2 separate regions of the Homo sapiens genome follow, and region 2 is linked to region 1. The links are chromatin loops, found by intact Hi-C in ENCODE. Cell type or tissue: endothelial cell of umbilical vein. All regions are shown on one strand.

Evidence for each region. A loop is a pair of places that touch in the nucleus more often than their neighbours do. Peaks named below come from ENCODE experiments on the same cell type or tissue, not always from the same donor. Only the 100,000 strongest peaks of a DNase experiment are listed, where the experiment ranks them.
Region 2: it touches region 1 in a loop (8-fold over the local background); 3 of 110 quality-filtered maps call a loop at or near these places.

The regions. Positions count from the first base shown.
Region 1 is chr17:69,827,233-69,829,732 of GRCh38, reverse strand. All of the region lies in intron 3 of LINC01483 (long intergenic non-protein coding RNA 1483), which reads right to left. Among named protein-coding and RNA genes, the nearest start is that of LINC01497, 130 kb to the left of the region's middle. In endothelial cell of umbilical vein, no CTCF peak of the experiment used is centred here; a DNase peak (open chromatin) is centred at 1,472; H3K27ac peaks cover 1,555 bases.
Region 2 is chr17:70,157,260-70,159,759 of GRCh38, reverse strand. It overlaps LOC105371882 (a long non-coding RNA gene), which reads left to right and starts at 1,515. Exons shown (of 4, transcript XR_934953.3): 1 at 1,515-1,682; 2 at 2,327-2,487. In endothelial cell of umbilical vein, no CTCF peak of the experiment used is centred here; DNase peaks (open chromatin) are centred at 49 and 1,419; H3K4me3 peaks cover 1,267 bases; H3K27ac peaks cover 2,500 bases.

The DNA.
Region 1 (2,500 bases):
ACCTGATTGCTAAAGGTGGGAGACTGCAAACAGTCATAAAGAAACTATTTGCAGTGACAAAAATATTCTGTACCTTGATTTAGAAGGTGGTTATACAGATGTATACATTTGTCAAGTTGAACTAAACATTTAAAAGAGACACATGATTATGTGCAATATTGTAAGTTGTATTTGATTATCTATAAGCTATAGTTCAATAACATTAACATTTAAGTTTTCATGAAGAAAATCCTCTTGTGTGAATAAAGAAATAATCCTCTTGTATGAATAAAGGAAAAAATAATAAATAAGATTTTCTTAAATTTATCTTTTTTCTTTTTCTACAAAAAAGGCATTATATCATAGCTATTTAATACAAAGCTTTAGGAATGGAAAAGACCTGTGGTCAAAATCCTAGCATTGTACTTTACTAGATACAGACTTTTGGCCAAGTTACTTTACCTCCCTATACCTCTGCTTTCTCATCTGTAAAATGTGAATAATATTACCTCCTGGGAGAATTATTGTACAACTTCATTGAGACAATGCCTCCAAAGCATTTAGCACAATGCTTGCATATAAGTACTCATTACCTATAGCCATTATTATTTTAAATGCCATTATTAGTTATTTCATCATAGCATGATTTCAGGAGGAACTTATAAGTAAGCATATACGTCAAGTCTATTTATCAAGCCAAAGTAAATAATAAATAATGACTTGATCTTATAATGATATCAATAACTAAAGGCTTAAGCAACAGCTCGAACTTTTAATATCACTTGTTTGCCCCCACTGAAATTACAATCAATGAAAGAAGAATATGGATTTTGATTTCTGAACAAACAAGAATTACTCAGCAGCTCAGTATAACAAAACATAGAACTTCATCTCCAGCAGAGGATGTCCCTGTTGCTAACTAGAATTTTCACACCTTAATAGCTGCAGTGTCTAAAGCTCTTTTTTAGATCATTGTATTAATGTTGCTGGCTTAGATGTCAATTCAATACATGGCATGGAAAAACATTGTCCAACGCAGCGTTTCTTACCCATGGGAGTCTATAAAGCCCAGGGCTTTTCAGGAGTTCTGCTACTTACCTGAAACTGTAGGCAAAGCTGGGCAAATGTATTTATGAATGTATTTTGAGGATGTGGTTATAAGTCAGACATTTAAAAGAGTCTATGAACCAAGCAAAGATAACTTAAAGCATACTTGAGAGACAAACACATTAGTAGCCCTGAAGGTTCCCCAGAAAATATCCAGGAAAACGTCTGAACACCACTATTGTTTTCCTATTTTTAAAAATGGAATTTCATTTGCTATAGTAAAGTGTCTTGGAAATTCCCTTGATGTTGATGATACTAGATTAGTCCATGTGACTGAGTGATCATACGAAGGGTAGCCCCAGATTAAAAGCATTGCATAGAACAAGCTGATCGGAAAGGAATTCTATTTTTAGCCTCCAGCTTTGTCATATGTCTAATTTTCCCTGTGGTTACAGTGGCCCGTTGCCAGTGTCCTCTGAGGATGACTGGGCTGAGGAAAATAGGGATTCGCTTCCTACTGCTGACCACCAACAAAGGCAGGATATATTGGAAATCCTGGCATGAGATGCTATTCTTTATTATGAATATTATTACGTTATTTCATTATTTTTTAGGTGCTGAAGGGCACAGTCTATTTTTGAAACACAGAGGAAGAAAAACAGAAATCTCATATGCTACAAATTTGTAGACTTCAGAACCCAAACAGGACTAACATGCTTTCTCCTTCGCCTTGGAGGTGGAGGGGGTGCTTTGAAGGTTGTCCTGGCATGTTCTAGGCTCTGGACTCCTAGAAAGTTTAGTGACATAATGGGCACCTGTACCTTCATAGGGTTTATCTACCACCCTGTGAAAGTTGTCAGAAGGAGTCACTAATGTTAAGAAAATCCTGACAGATAGGGCCAGTGAAGGCCATGAAGAGAGGATTCTCACACTTGTATGCTTGATAACAACAACAACAAAAATGAGACAATCCACAACCTTCACAAAGACCACAATAACTTTACACAAAATATACTTCTGCCAGGACATCTGCCCAGCAACTGCCTCCCTAACCTCGACTGTCGTCACTCTTGTTATTGATCTTTGTTACAAAGGATAATTATTTCAAAACAATTAAGTAATACTCCTGAGTTTTTCCCTTTAAAAACCTTTGTCTTCCTTTACCTCCCTGAATATGCACATATTTACTATGGCATGCATATATTCCCATCGCAATATTTTATTCCCAAATAAGTGTTTTCTTTTAGAAAGCCTCTGTTTGTTTTTTAGGTTGGCAATCCTTTCAAGTGCATATATCTTACCAAGACTTCCAATAGATTTTCCATTTCCTGTTCATCCATTCCAATAATAACAGTATCACCCATATAGCTGACCAGTGTAATGTGCTGCAAAATACCAAGGTGACCCATATCCCTTCAGACTTTATTCTGATTATGGGAGGAAAATTAGTTTGGCCTTGGGACAAGACTATAAA
Region 2 (2,500 bases), 330 kb before region 1:
ATGCACATATACAATTATATCTGTTGACCCAATGATGACACATCCAAAAACCTTATCAAAAGATGAAGAGGGCTAAGATTTGATTTGCAGTTGCTTAGTTCTAACAGAAGAGCTGTGGTCAGTTCTAAGACTCTTTCTCATAACCTGCCTTCATGATCTTGATTTTATGGTATTTAGAGTCCAGTTACATTTTGCAATTTAAAAAGTCACCTATTCACTCATTACACACATATTTATTATGCACTAAAATATGAAACATTCAAAATAGACACTGGCAACTCTCAGTATTTTTGAAAAGTAGAACAATCTGTAAAGCTGTAAGGCTAAACAGCTTCAACATGTCAGTAAAACATGAGCTAAGTACACATAATTTAAGCAGTTCCCTTAGACTAAAAGACAATGCACATATTATTTAAATTTTTTTTCAGAAGCAATCTGAACATCTACCTGATCAAAGTATCATTTAGCCCAACAGGTTTAGTCCCCAATGCCGTATCCATAGTTTCAAAATCCAGACAGTATAATGGAAATTTATACAAGTCATTTTAATCCTGGGTTCAAAATGAATCAATGCTCTTCTCTAAGTGAATTAAACAGAAATGAGTTTACTCCTCCCTGTATTCTATCTTCTTTCCTTAAGCATTGCTTGCCTTTGTTCCTTTTTTTTCTCTCCATAGTCCGTACATTATTTCAAGTCCTACATAAAGGGGATTGGGACCCCAAAATAGCCGGTGATCCACGCAGAGTGCTGTGAATTATATTACTACCACGATTTAGCACTGGGTTCATCTCTGAAAATACAGCTCAAGACCTGCATGATTCGAGCCACAGCCTCCGCTGAAAAGCGTTGCCTATCAAAGCAACACACAGAAAAAGCACCAAACATGCCTGATAATATAAAACCAAGCCATACCCCCACAGGGTGAGACAATCCAGTCAGCAAGAAAAAAAAATCATTGTTGGAATTATTTCTCCATAATGGAAAGCAATTCTCTGTGAGTTGAGTTACAGGTCATGACATAAAACCAAAGAAAAAAAGAAAGAGCTCTAAGCATTGACAGATGTTCTGTGCTCGCTCCTGTCTCCTGAACCCCTCCGAGTCTCCATCAGAAGGCAGCCTGACCTGCAGCCCCTTTCAAACAACTTAGAAACTGGAGATCTCTCATACAAAAGGTTTTACCCCTAATTCCACTGAAGACCCCCTCGAACCAAGCAAAAATTTTCTCACAGGAGAATTTAAGAGAGTCTATGGATTCAGGCTCGATTTCATAATTTCCTCTCTGTACAAAAACCAGGGTATTTATTTCTCTTACGTAATTTCCAGGGAATCAGTTCCATGACCTGACTTGTATTCTGTTGGTCTACTGAGGGGACCTTACCGTCAAACAGTCACCCTTGGTGAGAACATACCCAAGGGCTGATATATGACTGCAAAGGAACTTAACAATTCCTGGAAGGAAAAGGGTTAAGAGCCAGTAAAAACAGCATAAATTTACACATGACCTAGTGTGATTACACTTTTATTCTCTTCCTTGGAAGAAACAACAACAATGACAACCTCCATAACTAATGCTTCTGGTCTAAAAAACCTTCTCCCTAAAGGACATGTTTTCACCCACTACCAATGATCTCAACAAATTTCTGGATAGAAAGGACCTATAGACAGAGAGATGTACTTGCCGGTGAGTTTTCTTTCCAAAGGATCTAAAAAGTCCATTCCAGGTCGTGGGAAAATCATCTCAACGATTGGGCTGAAGGGAGCAGCCTTGTGTGATTGGTTTGTGATGGTTCGATTCAAGCTGACAAGTTCTAGAATTATAATTGTTTTGTCCCAATCTTAACTTGCTAAGAAGGGAGATGGCTTAAATAGCCAGAGGCCTTGACTCCAGAAAGAACTGTGAGTAGATAAAAGCTACTGCAGTGGCCTCAGTTAAAAAAAAAAAAAAAAAAAGCTGGCCCTGATACCATTGCCTTCCATGAGGCAGAGTGCTCTGCCTTTTTCTTTGCAAAATATAGGAAGAGGATTGTCTTAAGCAAATGAAAAGTAGTTGGGGACAAATAAAGGACACACATTTGTTTCCTTTTATAGGTGAGATCAAATGCACCAAAGACTAAACGAAGCCAGTGCCTCAGTCCTCTCTGTCCTAGCCCTGCAATAGAGTCATCCCTAGGTGAATAAGCTAGTTACAAACTGAGCTCACAGTATAGGGTTCTCTGGGGCCAGCAGAAAGCGGGCGGAGAAGTGGGTTGCAACCTCTCCCTCCTGCTCATATCTCTTAACAACCCAACAATCTCCTTTCCTCTGTCTTTCCTTTTCCTCTGCTAGGATTTTTTCATCAACTGAAGAACAGGGGCATCTGCTGCCACAGAGAGGAGAAGTTGCTCTTTTGCCTTTGGCCATGGATGTATCAGGGTGGCTGTGTATTCGCCTGGAGAGCCCACAGATGCCACTGACACAGCAGCTGCTCTGACAATAGCCCATCAATGGTACGCTGTTCTC